2 separate regions of the Mus musculus genome follow, and region 2 is linked to region 1. The links are chromatin contacts, found by POLR2A ChIA-PET in ENCODE. All regions are on one chromosome and are shown on one strand. The core of a region is the stretch at or near the end of the contact, and the rest is flanking DNA. Distances in the headings are between cores, read along the strand shown. Region 1 holds the start of Map3k9 (mitogen-activated protein kinase kinase kinase 9). Region 2 holds the start of Med6 (mediator complex subunit 6).

Region 1 (7,254 bases), core at 2,408-4,907:
AAACACATGTACACACACCATTCATATATATATATATATACATATATATATGCACAAACACATAAACACACAAGCCTTAGACATATCTAAAAATACATCCTTACATTTGTAGGGAATTCAGGAAAAACAAATGTAAATTAAGTGGCCTTAATTCTGTGTTGCAAATAGACTAACACTAGAGTAGATGAAACATGTTAAGAGTTATGTATCTCCATGGGTGACTAACTAGGACTTTATATTTTTCACCTTGTATTACAAAGTTTGAGAGATGAGAGGGCACCCAGGTTATATAGATTTGTCATCCATGGACAGCCAACCCCTGGTACCTACACCAGGTGGGGGTTAAAAGTAGAATGTAAAATAGCTTAGGTATCATGAGAATATTTTTTTCTTTGACCAAAGATTAATTTCCCCTTCTATTCTGAATAAAGCTTGAAGCAAAAGTTTCACGTGAAAACAATACCATAAAACCAAGCCTGACTCTCCCTGCTTGACTAGACTTAGGTATTCCATTCACAGTTCTGAACCTACCACAGGCTGTAAGCCCCAGAGGGGAAGTTCAAAAGGGCAGCTCTGGGGACGTGTTCCTGTCATCAGGCTTTTCTACTCCTGATCCCGGGGGACAAGCTTGTCAATCATCTTTGTTTTCTGAGTGACACAAACTCAACTGGTGGGAAGAGCAAGCAGGTGAGACACTCCTGCCTTCTCAAAGCACCACTGTGATGTTATGGTTCCTTGACTAGCCTCACTCCTAGCCTCCCTTTACTCCTTCCATCCTTGATACTTAGTAGCCACCACTCAGCAACTACTGAGGAAAGAGCTTTGGACTGGAGCTTCATGAGCTCTCAAGCAGGCCAGTCACAAGTAAGCTGAAGGTAGAACCCTCACCAGAGCTTTCCACGCCAAGCTCCTCAAGTGAATTCCTTCCACAAGCACAAGGTCCTCCCATCTGGGATCCAGATTCAGGAATCCACCCTATGCACTGACATATGACAGGTAAGTCCTGGCCACATTACAGGGATTCATCTCTGAATGAAGCACACTGTTGACATGTCTGGCACTCCGTGGAAAGGTTCTTTTAACCTAAGTCATGTTGGCTCCTGACTGCTGTGACAGCCAGGAGCACAAGACGCTGAGGAAACCACACAGGCTGTTGTTCATGAACGTCACGTAACTTGTACATTCTCATGTTAGCTGTCCCTAAAACAGCATCACTGAACTCCACCCACTCTCAGCTGGAGGATGCTGTAGCCAGGTAGTGGTGCACGCCTTTAATCCCAGCGCTCAGAAGGCAGAGAAGGAGGTACATCTCTGAGTTTGAGGCCAGCATGGTCTACAGAGCGAGTTCCAGGACAGCCAGTACTAGGCAGAGAAACTCTGTCTCAGAAAACCAAAACTAAACAAACCAACACACTGTGTTTCCTAATATATCAGATTATTCATGTCTTTCAACATATGGTCAAGCTCATCTCCAGCACTAATTCCAAACACCATGTTGGGCCCCTTCATTGGTCTCTGTCTTACCAGCATTGCCAAAAATCTGTAGCACTCAAAAGCAATCTAAAACAACTTGCCTGCCATTTTTGGGCATTATAAACATCAAAATGTATAAACAAGAAACTGAATGAAAGGGGATATGTCTAAGGAAAACTAAAGACCTGAATCGCTTGACAGTCAAAAGGCCAAAGGGAAAAGAAGAAAACAAGAAGCTGCCATTCTATTTCAAAATCATCTTAAAGTAATGTAATTATTCATTAAAATAATTGTTCATGTAAAAATAAGTAACAGATAACTATCATAGATGAAAATTTAAAACTAAACACTCAAAGTTAGCCCTTTGTAATGGCTTCTCTTTTTTAAATCAAGTACATAAGACAAGGAACAAACTGCTACCATATATGTAAGAATGCCTTCTAACTGGAATTATGGAAATTCTTAAACGCTATAAACTGCACTTAGAGAGACTGCCATCTTCTAAACCAATCAAGAATATACAAGTGATTAAGAAATTACAATGGCAATTTAACTCGAAAGAAAGAAAGAGAAAGAAAGGAAGAAAGAAAGAAAGAGAGAGAGAGAGAGAGAGAGAGAGAGAGAGAGTGGGTGGGTTTTGCTAGGAACATGGAACGGTTCCTGGGAAATTGGTGAAAACCAGGACACAGGGAGAAAGGCCCTGGGAGGGAACCCTGGTCCTGGCCCCTGAGATTTGGCCAATGCCAAATATAGGCAAGGATCTAGGGTGGAAAAAAAAAATGTGTTGTGTGAACAGTATGGCTGTATGGGACAAGGACTTAGCCACTGTACCTGCTGATCCTGAACTCCCACGAGGGACAGACATACTTTCTCCCTCTAATTATTTCTCCACTCATAACTTTGCCCCCTCCCCTTGTACACACCTTTCCTAACATAATATTCGGCAAGATTCCTCAGGGTACAACTTTGAAATACAGTACGAGAACCCAAGAAACCAACACGAGATTTCAAAGGCACCTGACTCCTGAGTTCACACACGCTTCCGGGACTTGTGAACCTGCCCAGGCAGGCGGGAGGCACCTCCACTCCTCTCTAGACAAATACCTTTAAGAGGCGGAGACAAGAAACAGAAAAGGTCCGCCGGGTCCTTGATTAGGGAACTAAGGTTACTGGTGACAGTAACCACCTGCTCTCCAAAACCCTTCCAGATCTGGAGGGGCACAAGGGGCGGGGGGGGCGGGGGGGGGTAAGGGGTTGGGACGTAAGGAGACTCCTGCTAGGGTTTCAAGAGTTGCTACTTGAGCGAGTCAGATGACGGTGAAGAAGCCCGGTGTTCCAGGCAGGGCCTGCGACTCTGGAGCTTCTGGGTAGCACCAGCTAAAGCCCCTGCAGCCAAAGTGCCCACCCATGCCCGGGCCAGTCGCTCCCCACTCGGGACTGCTCTTCGCCCATCCTTAGGCCTCAGCCCCCCGTCCCCACCGGGCACCGGTGCCCGCCTTCTTACGCTGAATGGGCGGGTAGCAGCTGGGGTCCTCGGCGCCCGGCTGGCAGCGGCTGGAGAAGGCGCTACGCGGGGTCACGTAGTTGCTGGGGAAGATGCCCACCCGCTGGTTCAGCTGTCCGGTCCACCAGCCCTCATCGCCGGACACCTGCGAGTCCTTGGACAGCACCTCTACCACATCGCCCAGCCGCAGGGTCAGCTCGTCCTCGCCCGCCGCCTCGTACTCGAACACAGCCGTCCAGTAGGGCAGCGCGGCGTGAGATCCCAGCTCGGCCGCCGCCTCCTCCTCGTCCTCCTCCTCTTCGGCCCCAGCGCCCGTGGCATCGTCCCCCGGCGGGGCGGCAGTGGCACTCGCCAGGCAGCCGAGAAGCGATCTGGAGGACTCCATGGAGCGGCTGGTCCATAGGGTGCGGGGCGGCCGCCCGCGGGAGCCGCCGCCGCCTATTGTTCATGCGGCTCGGCAGCGCTGGGGGCTCCGCGCCCCCGACGGCCGCCGCAGGTAGGGCCCGAGCAGGCTGGGCGCGCGAGAGTCGAGGACGCCCGGTGCGCACCGCGAGCGCGCACCGCGGACAGGGGCGCGGCGCAGTCCCGGCCGCCTGGCGCCCCCGCGGGCGGCCTCGCCCCTCGGCGGCTCCCACCTGCTCGTGCCGCCCGTGCCCGCCGCCCGCTGGCCGCTCCCTCCCCTCCCCGCCCCGTGCGCCCCGCCTCCCGCACGCCCGGGACCACCTGACGCGAGCCTGGCTCCGCCCCAGCCCTGCGGACCCGGGGGCGGGGCCTCCAGGATGGGCCCGCCTCCACAGCCAACCCATCCTCCCATTGGCCCGCCGCGGCTGTCCGTCTCCTGAGGGTGGCTGAGACCTCATTGGGTGGCTCCCGAAGGTGAGACCCAGCGTGCGTTCGGACAGTCCGAGCGGGCTGCGGAGCCCTCTGTCTTTTGTCCGCGCCGTTTGGTCCTACGGGCTGCGCCAATTCCCGGTTCAGATGGATCTGCTGTTCCCCTATTTGGCCACGGGGACCAGCTTACGTCCACTGTCGCCGCTACGCACACACTCACACCCCGGAACCTTATGGCTAGCGATGGAAGAACTCTTTCGATTGCTCTGCTGGCCTTAATGAAGACTGTGTTCATCTTTGTAAGAAGAAGTTCCTGGCCATTGTTATTAGAATTCCGAAAGGGGAGGTCTCCTAGTGGGGCTTCCGCAGGCTCGGGAAGTCATGCGGAACCAGCTAGTTTGCGCTTGCCTTGTGAAACTGGCTATATCTAGGACCCTGGTGACTGGATACCCAGTTTCCAAAGACTAAAGGAGTAAAGGCGGGTGCTGCCTGCCATTCTTGGGCAAGGGCTGACCTATGCTATGTCTTTTTGTTACCTGCCGCCACCACCCCCAAGGACCTTAACCTCTTTTACATGTTTTTAAGCCTGTCATAGCAATGGCTTCCATATTTCAGCCATGGTAACTACCAAACTGTATTTCCAAGACAGGCATTGATGTGATTTGTGTAACAAGAGTCAGTACTTCATTGTTTATTTGCTCATTTGTGGTTTTGAAGCAAGATCTTACTGGGTAGGCCATACTGGCCTCTCATTATCTCGCTGCCTCAACTGCCCAAGTCTTGGGATTACAGGCGTGTGCCAATGTGCCCCACCAGACCATTTTTGTTTCATTTTAATTTGAAGTTTAATATTAGGCAAACTGGAGCAATTTGAAAAAATAGCGAGGCAGCTACATGACCTTGGGCAGGTGCCATCTGTTTATCCTTGAAGTGAAGACCGTGGAGGGAAAAGCCTCCTGTGTTTTAGTTTTGGACATCCAGTGATTTGCAAGGGGCTGTGACTACATTGTAAAGGGAGACACTGTGCACATTTAAGGTCTTGGGAAAGGGATGAGATGGTACTGTTCAAGGAGCATCCAGACAGTCCTGGGGACGGAGATCCGGAAGTAAATCCCCTAACGCAGTCAAGTTTATAGGAGGGTCTAACATGTTCAATTCCTGGGAGGGTCAGTAAACTGGGAAATACATGCGTGAGTCTGGATAGATTCTCTTGATAGAAGCCACTCTGCCTACAAGAGGATGGGAAAGGGAAAATAGTGTTTAAACAAATATTTTATTTAATAAAATTTTCATGTGTGTGAGAAAGGAGTCTTACAAAGTAGATAACACACACACACACACCCTGGAGGGGCTGTAGAGATAGATGGCTTGGTGGTTGAGAGCATTGACTTCTCCAGAGGACCCAGATTCCGTTCCCATCCCCCACTATGGCACCTCCTGTAACTTCAGGGGAAATGACATACTTGACTGGTCTCTATGGGCACTAGGAATGCACATGGCGCGCACACAGGCAAAGCACTCAAGCACAGAGAATGGTTTTACAAAGATGAAAACTGGAAAGGAGGATGTTAACTGGGTCTTCAAGTCGTACAATTATTGATGGATTGCAGCTTTTTGAATTGTCATTTTTCTCCCCTACTCACGCGTGGCCATTTCCACACACCTCTTCTCCCTGGAGGAGCAGATGAGAATAGTCCTGGCTCCCTAAGAGTAAAAGAAAAAAAAAAAAGAATGCCCTGCTCAATTTAAATATTTAATGCTCCAGCAAGTGCTTAGAGCCTCATGAAGAGTCACTCACCAAACATTCCAAAAAGTCACTCTCTAAATATTTGTTGAATGGATAAGTGCTAAGAACTCAAACTAGGGAAGATCCTTCAGACCACAGTTGCCTAGCAGGGCTTCATGGTAGAGAAGCAGAAACAGAACCGGTCCCAGAGAGGTACGGGGGGTGGGGGGGGGAAGAGGATAAGAAAGAATGCTGGAAACCTACTGAGGTTGGGTTGCAGAAGGCTTGGTAGCTATTTGATTCACATTAATAATTATTTAATTGATCATTTGAAATGATTTAATAACAAAGGTGTTTGCCATAAGGGCAGCAACCGGTCTGACTTGTTCCTTATAGCTTTCCTGGCGTCTCAGAACGCCTGGCACATAGCTAGTCACCTCTCTGGACAGTCACACCTGGTGGCTGGCTTGGCTATAAGCCTAGGAAGTCTGGGTTTTGTTTAGCAGACCAAGGTTATCACAGGGCCAGGGAAATGGTTCACTGGGTAGGAGTGCCTGCTCCACAAACATGAGTACCTGAGTTCAAATCCCTAGCACCTGTGTAAGAAGCTAGCCGTGGCTGTGGGTGCCTGTAACCCCAGCACTGTAGAGCAGACAGGCTGAGACCTCCCTGTCTGGCCATCCTTGCTGAATCATTAGGAGGCTATGAGCAGGGCTTTGGGGTAAAATAACTGAGAGTTTGCCACCCTTGCGTTCCTCAGCTGGGAGTTGAGGAATGTTAGCCAGAAAAGCAACATTTTCTCTACCACACTGGAAAGAAGAGCATCAAGCAGGAAAAGACAGGTGTCCATCAGTGATAGCATTAAACTTAGATCAGATCCTGACTGTATCCCGAAAAACAATCTACCTCTGTACGAGACAAGATTTTATTACTTGTTGTTAATTATACATTAATTATATATGTTCACTAAGTAATTATATTTTGTTCCATTAAATATTTATATGTTTCCTTATGACACTTTCATACTTGTATATATTTTTATCATCAATCTCCATTACCCTCTCTTGTTCCCTCCCCATTCCCAACTAGTCTCGCTTCTATATTCATCTTTGTGTGTGTGTGTGTGTGTGCATGTGTGCATGTGTGTGGTATGGGTGTATGATGTGTGGTGTGTGTTTGTTTGTGTGTGGTATGTGTGTTTGTGTGTGTGTATGTGACCTATTCAGTCTCCTTAGAGTTGCTTACAGGAACATGAGGACTACTTACAGAAGTCCGAGCACCTTTCCCTGGCTACCTCACTGAAGAAAACAGCAAGACAAGTTTTTGGTGCTGGTTCCTCAATTGTATGGTAGCAGAACATGCCTTCCGTGGGTGTTATAGAGTTAAACAAGACAAGCCTCTCAAAGCATGCTGTTTAGCGTCAGCGACCGTATTTCTTTTTCTCAGATTCCACCCTTTAGCAGCACCTTAGAACGTAGTAGGTCTTGACTGGAAACTAGGGTCGCTCTCAAAAAATGAGAATTAAACTAGAGTTGAAAAATAAGGGAGGCAGGAATAAAGAAAGAGATAAAGAAGAGGGGGGAGGTTAGAGGAAGGCCAATAAGGGAACAAGGGATTGCATTCGAATTCTAATTGATGCTTATTGGCAAGTTAAATCCCTGTATCCTAGATCCCTCCTGTGAAAAGAATAATACGATTTCTCCGGCCTCCTAGACTAAGG
Region 2 (7,254 bases), core at 2,403-4,902, 190 kb before region 1:
CCACTGTTCAAGATGGGGATCCAAGAGCTGTCAACCCAGGAGATCCCCAGCAGGTTATCTATGGGGGGAAAAAAACAGTTAGAAAAGAGAAATAACCTACTTTAACAAATACCTATTATGTGCTATGAATTAAAGAATGATTTATTCTGCCCTATGTACTGTGACAGTCTAATAGAAGTCAGATATGAAAAAGAAACATAGGAAGTAGTAAAGTTAGGGATAAATGAATTACAAAAGCACAAAAGGGGAAGCAGAACACTTTAAAGGGGAAATGGAAATTATTTTTCATGGGGCAAGAGGTGGATTTTGCACTGTGTTAAAGAAGAAAGGCTCACCACAAAGAAAAGAAGTATAAACTACTTCCAGGGAGATACCCAGAGGGGCTCCAGGGAGATGCTCAGAGGAGAAGTGGCAGGGGAGAGGGGAAGGCTTGGGGGAAGGGGTAGTGGGGTGGGGGGCAGTGAGTTGGATATAAAATGAATAAGTAAAAAAAATAAATTAAATAAATAAATAAAAACTATTTCCTAGTATAGAAAACTCATTTACAAAGGTATTAAAAGAACTCGGTGGTAGTGGTGCATATCTTTAGTCCCAGCACTGGGAAACAGAGGTAGACAGATCTCTGAGTTCTAGGCTAGCCTGGTCTACAAAGCAAGTTCAAGGACAGTTAGGGCAACAAAGAGAAACCCTGTCTCAAAAAAACCCAAAAAATTAAAATCCTAGAAATCCTGACTTCTTAAGTGTTGAAAACTGATTCAAAACAATTAAAACGAGCCGGGCATACACCTTTAATCCCAGCACTTGGGAGGCAAAAGCAGGTGGATTTCTGAGTTCGAGGCCAGCCTGGTCTACAAAGTGAGTTCCAGGACAACTAGGGCTACACAGAGAAACCCTGTCTCGAAAAACCAAAAAAAAAAAAAAAAAAAAAAAAAAAAAAAAAAAAGAAAAGAAAAGAAAACAATTAAAACAGCCACAACCACCAGTTTAAAGATCCTTCCACTGATCAACAGGGAATATTAGGGAGCCTTTTATTACAGATGAGAGGATAGTGTTGTAAAAGTTAAGGGGAAGATGGTAAAATCCACTATTACAGCCATACTGTTTCAGATTCAGAGTAGAATTAAACCTCAAATTCTAAAAAGATATGGTAGATCCAGGAACAGTGATGAAGACCTATAAGTCATAGCACTCTGGGATGCTGAGATAGGTGGATCAAAAGATTGAGGCCAACTTGGACTACATGTGATCCTGTCTTAAAAGATACGGTAAATTGGTTTCCTATAATGAGTTTAATTGAGCATTGGCTATGATGATGTTTCATATCAGTGCCTACTAAACACCATTATAGTTAAGTAATCAACACCCTAACATATAATACTGGATGAAAAACTTCAGCTCTTCTATACAGCTACTTTTACCATTTCTGAAGAAGTCAGATCTAGGTCAAAGTGACAAGCAATCCCGTGAAATATTAATCAAATGAGAAAAAGTTGTTACATGTTAAAACAATTTTAAAAAAAAAATCATGCTTTGTGTGTTTTAAAATAGAGGGAATGATGGGCGTTTAGGCACACGCCTTTAATCCCAGCAGAGGCAGGCAGATTTCTGAGTTCAAGGCCAGGCTGGTCTACAAAGTGAGTTCCAGGACAGCCAGGGCTACACAGAGAAACCCTGTCTTGAAAAACCAAATAAAATAAAATAAAATAAAAGGAACAAATGAAGTATATTAACAAAAATAATACCAACCATTTATATATATGTGTGTGTGTGTGTATGTGTGTGTGTATACACACAAATATATATGGGTAAAGTCACAATATATAAAACCAGGAAATAATGTTTTTGGAAAAAGGCATCTTTGCTAATGAAGAGCAACACAGGGAAAACCACGACTATGATTTAAATTTCCTAATCCTACTAACAATTCCATTTACCATAAAATGTACATTTCTTTTAGCTGCTTTAGGAAACGATAACTTTTTCCTTAAAAAAGTTTTATCTTTCTGCCATTACCAGGCATAACCATTTCATGTCCATATCTATTAACTAACCATTGGTAGGTAGGTAAGATCTATAATTATACATACAATATTATGCACATTAAATGCTTGGCACACTGTAACCCAATAACTGTTACAGTAGTAATGGTGGCATTTTCTCTGTTCTCATGGCAAATTTATATACTTTTATTACTAATTCTTTTTTTAAATTAATTTATTTTATAATTGCAAGTACACTGTGGCTATCTTCAGACAGACCAGAAAAGGGCATCAGATCCCATTACAGATGGTTGTGAGCCACCATGTGGTTGGTGGAATTTGAACTCAGGATCTCTGAAGAGCAATCAGTACTCTTAACCCGCTAAGCCATCTCTCTAGCCCCCTTATTACTAATTCTTATTCCATAACCAGAATCACAGATAATCTGCTCCCACTAAATTGTGAGTTTTTATTCATCAGGAATGAGCATAATAATCACTAAATGCTTCCAATCCATGCCTGAAGGTCAAGGCAAGTATGACTTACTTTATTATTCACAGATCTCAATCAATTTAAACAGCCTCATGTATCCATGGACATTCATCTACAAAAACTGAAATGAAAAGTCAAGTCTGAAAATAAAAGGTAAGTTGTGATCACTTCATAAACAGAATATACCAAAAACCAAGCAGATTTAACCTTCTCACTAATGCAGTCATCACTCTTCCAAGCTACCTCTAATTTCTGTCCATCCCAGAAAAGCCCTGGTTTCGTTTTGTTTTCCTTTTTTTGTTTCTAATTCTATCCCTGACTTTTACACTACTGTCAGCAGCTAAAATGATCTAGTAAAGAAATGCGTAAATGAAAAAAAAAAAAGACAAAGTCAGAATATGCCGTCCCTGTTGACTGTTCTCTCACATTTATCTTTCCAGATCTTCTCTTCTACATCTCCTCCCTATGCCAGCTTCTCTGCCATTCCTCTAAACACCAGACACATTACAATTACGCTAACAAATCTAAGTAATAAGCAATCCACTATGTACATGTATGAAATTGCCAAGAGGAAGAATGAAATATACACAAGCAAAAACAAACTGCTAAACAAAATGCTACCCGACCAAGAAGCTAGTAAGAGGTTGAGTCTCCATTCATTTATTTATTCTTACTCAATGAAAATATACCTCTACTGCTCAGCTTGCCGAAGGCAACCACTGAATGAATGATAAGTGAAAGGTATTATAGGCTAAAATTTAAAATTATTAATAAGAAGACGGGGATTTCTGTCCGGGGACCCATAAGGTGGGATCAGCCCTTATCTTATTCCACTTCTCTCTTCCGAAAAGCTATCCCTTCGCCCCGACATAACGCCCAGCATTGTGAGAGAAACCCCTAAATTGTTTCTAGTTTTTCCGCATCTACCCTTTTAAAGAGACTCGTCAGAAAACGGGAAAGCGCGACCCCTTTTCGTTAGATTAGAGCCTTAGGGTATCCAGGAGCCACTCAGAAGAACTTGAGAGACCTCACAAAAGAGGGTAACGCTGACTTCCGCAAGCTATGAAACCCCAGTAAACCACAATCTGGTAAGGGGAGCATAAAATTAATTACCTCGGATATCCACCGCCGCCATAATTCCAAAAGCGCTATAAGAGCCTCCTTCCGGCGCACAGTAAAGGCGATGACTACCGCGACGGAAGCGGAGGCTGCCGGCCGTACGGTTAGCGGGGAGGTCAAAAGTATTCACGCGGAGCGCGGCGGCAGGAAAAAAAAAAAGTGTTTGGGGGCGGGGATGAGACCTAAAGTGGGTGGAGCCGGGTTGAGCTTTGGTCGTTGGACACGGGCGGGAAAGAAGAAGGCGTGTCACAGGGTGGCGGCGGGGAGGGGAGGGGATTGGGACACGCAGAAGGATGGCGCAGGGAAGGCGGGGCCTGTAGACCTGTGGAGTAAGAAGATAAAGAATGACCCCCTCGCTTAGATGCCAAACTGCAGCTGGCAGAGGTTGTAGTAACAGAGCCAGAACAAAACAAACAAACAAAAAATAAGCAAAGCGTTAGGCCCAAACAGTGGGGAAAGTAATTTCATTTACAAGTAAAGAGGTTAAACAGAGCGCTGCCTCGTGCTCACTACTAACATTCTAAAATTCTCTAAACCAAGGCTTTCACTTGTAATCCCATCTCTCAGGAGGCAGAGCCAAGTGCATAACAAATTTGGGGCCAGCCTGGACTACACACAGAGACAGTATTTTTAAAAACCTCATGAGTATAAAAACAAACTGTTAGACTTAGGAGCTCCGTTTTTCACCTTATCTCAAGCAGAGAAAATCAAGAGACTTTGTTATTCCTGTTATTGAACCAACTAAAAACCTAAACCAGTTAAAAACCTGTAGCATTTTATGACTAAATTTCAAGAGATAGGAAGGGAATTCAGGGGTGAATTATTAACAAGATTAAAAAGAGAAAAGGAACTGGGCGTGGTGGCGCATGCCTTTAATCCCAGCCTGGTCTACAAAGTGAGTTCCAGGACAGCCAGGGCTATACAGAGAAACCCTGTCTCAAAATAAATAAATAAATAAATAAATAAATAAATAAATAAATAAATAAATAAATAAATCAATAAATAAATAAATCAATAAATAAAATTTTTAAATGAGAGAAAAGGAACGAAAAAACAACAACAAAAAAGAGAGAGAGAGAGAGAGAAGAGGAATTCCTTGAGTAGTGTCTAAACACTTGAAGGCAGGGAACAATTCTGTGATGTGAGGAAGCCATAGAAACCCACAACAGAACGTTCTGTCTCTAGTGTGGTTTTCTAAAAGCAAAATGATGGAGATGCTTACAAACAAGATACAGAAACTGAGAGGAGAACCCCAAAACCTGAAGGAAGGAACCTAAATTCACAAAACTAAGGACTACCTAGGCTCCCCCAGCATGTAACCAGAATCCACAAACAAGGCAGGAGAACCATTAATTTAACTGGGACTTTTCGACTCACAGATCAAAGAATTCCACATTTTAAATTCTCAGCATAATAAATACATCACACACACACACACACACACACACACACACACACACACACACACGTTGGTTTTCAAGACAAGATTTTTTAGCTGTCCTGGAACTTGGTTTGCTGACTAGGCTACCAAGCTGGCCTTGAACTCACAGAGATCTACTTGCCTCCGCCTCTCAAGTGCTGGTATTAAAGGTGTGGGCCACCACATCCAGAGAAAACATATTTCTTGTTCACTTCAATTTGTGAACTAGGATTTTATACCGGAAATGACAAAGAAGTGTGTCCAAACTGCTCTGCTTTTCTGTTTGGTTTGTTTCTTTGTTTTTATTCGGATAGTTTCAGCAGGAAAAGGCAAGCTTTTGGGTTTTGTTTCACTGATCTTGTTTCCTTATGTCTTTAGAAGATTAGGAAAGGCTGTGGCAACACACAGAACGTATGATAAGCCAGACTGGAGAAGTTCACTGTATTTTGCAGCCTGGCGAGGGCCCTGCCAGAGGGCTTTCTGTTTGGTTTGTTTCTTTGTTTCTTTTGTTTTTATGTGGACAGTTTCAACAGGAAACAGCAAGTTTTATAGGATATAGCTAAATAGCTTTATGTGATGCAGCCCACAGGTTAGAACATTCACGATTGGTGTGCCTGGGTGTGGCACCGCCCTGAGGACCACAGGTCCTGAGGACTTCATGCTGTTAGGAGCTCTGCTCCGCTCGCTGCCCTCACTGCCCCCTTAATCTAGGAACTGTGAAAACTCTAAGGGCAACTCCACCCCTCACTGGACAGTATCTCTGTCCCTCACAATAATAGTGCTTGTTCTTTATCAAGCATTACTGCTGGAGCAGATTAATGATATAGTTACCACTCTAGAAAGAACTTAAAGATATAGATTGTCAGCAGTGACCACCACCCTTAGAAAATATTTGGAAAAATAAAATTGTTAGTGAAGCTAGGTTGAGATGTTTTTGCTACTGGCTCTGATGTAGAACATCTTAGGTAACAATTTGAAGTTCAGAAAGGCACACTCTTATAAGGTAACCTAGGAACATTTTATGGCCAAGGAACAAGAACAATGGCAGCCCTGGCTGACGTGAGTCTCACTGAGGCTGGCTGGTGGTGGCTGATTTCTTATACTCATTTTTACCCTCAATGTCCTGATATGATTTAATAGGATTACTGATGAGAATATGTGCATTCTGCGTAAAAGTATAATAAGAATTGCTGATGAGTATATTAATTCTGAGGATTTAAAGTAGATATCACTGATTTTTATGTAAAAGTTTAGATTTGTGATTCTTTTAAGATTCTTATAAGATTACTTTTTATAAATAATGAACTAATTAATCCCCCCTTTTTTTGAACCTCAAATTGCTGTTTGCCAGTAAGAGAAACTGGCTGAGAAAACTACTTTGCTTGCTCACACTTAATCTATGTAATCTATAATAAGTTGCTTAGTTACAAATGTTTGTGAGTTCTTGGGAATAATTTGCTTTTTTTTAAGATTTATTTATTTATTTTATATATATGCGCACACTGTAGCTGTCTTCAGGCACACCAGAAGAGGGCATCAGATCCCATTATACATGGTTGTGAGCCACCATGTAGTTGCTGGAAATTGAACTCAGGCCCTCTGGAAAAGCACTCAGTACTCTTAGCTGCTGAGCCATCTCTCCAGCTCCGTAATTTGTTTACCTGTACTATGTAATGTTATTTTTTTTCTTTTTCTTTTTCTATTTTTGTTTTTTTGAGACAGGGTTTCTCTGTCACTTTGTAAACCAGGCTGGCCTCGAACTCAGAAATCCACCTGCCTCTGCCTCCCGAGTGCTGGGATTAAAGGCGTGCGCCACCATGCCCGGCTGTAATGTTATTTCTTATGAAGGTATTGGGGAAGTCATTCACTAGAAGAAAACTAGAATGTAATCACATTGTAATTTTATAATGCTTGAAAGATTTTGCTGGGACATATAAGCCATGGGAGAAAGAATAAAGTTGTTGGAACATTGTTCCTTCTACCTACCAACTATGTGTATATATGAATGCTTTGTATATGTGTATATGTATATAGGTATATATATGTATATATGTGTGTAAATTTTGTGTGGGAATGTGTTGGAGCTCTGTTCCATCCATCAAAGCTTGTGTGGATGTATGTTGGAGCTTGCTCTACTCACCAAGCCCCCCCCCCCCGTGTGTGTGTGTGTGTGTGTGTGTGTGTGTGTGTGTGTGCGTGTGCGCATGCGTGTAAGTGTTTGATTTTCCCCCTTTCTCTTCTCTA

Evidence for each region. ChIA-PET counts read pairs that join two places held with the same protein, here RNA polymerase II (POLR2A).
Region 2: POLR2A ChIA-PET joins it to region 1 with 26 read pairs in embryonic stem cell. The contact joins the promoter of Med6 here to the promoter of Map3k9 in region 1. POLR2A ChIA-PET finds 5 or more read pairs at or near these places in 3 of 5 experiments (Patski and embryonic stem cell).

The regions. Positions count from the first base shown.
Region 1 is chr12:81,777,513-81,784,766 of GRCm38, forward strand. It overlaps Map3k9 (mitogen-activated protein kinase kinase kinase 9), which reads right to left and starts at 3,658. Exons shown (of 11, transcript NM_001174107.1): 1 at 2,978-3,658. The coding sequence starts at 3,362. It overlaps Gm46366 (a long non-coding RNA gene), which reads right to left. Exons shown (of 3, transcript XR_001780649.2): 2 at 5,452-5,512; 3 at 4,508-5,037.
Region 2 is chr12:81,591,356-81,598,609 of GRCm38, forward strand. Med6 (mediator complex subunit 6) reads right to left here and starts at 3,653. Exons shown (of 8, transcript NM_001347384.1): 1 at 3,585-3,653; 2 at 1-58. The coding sequence starts at 3,606.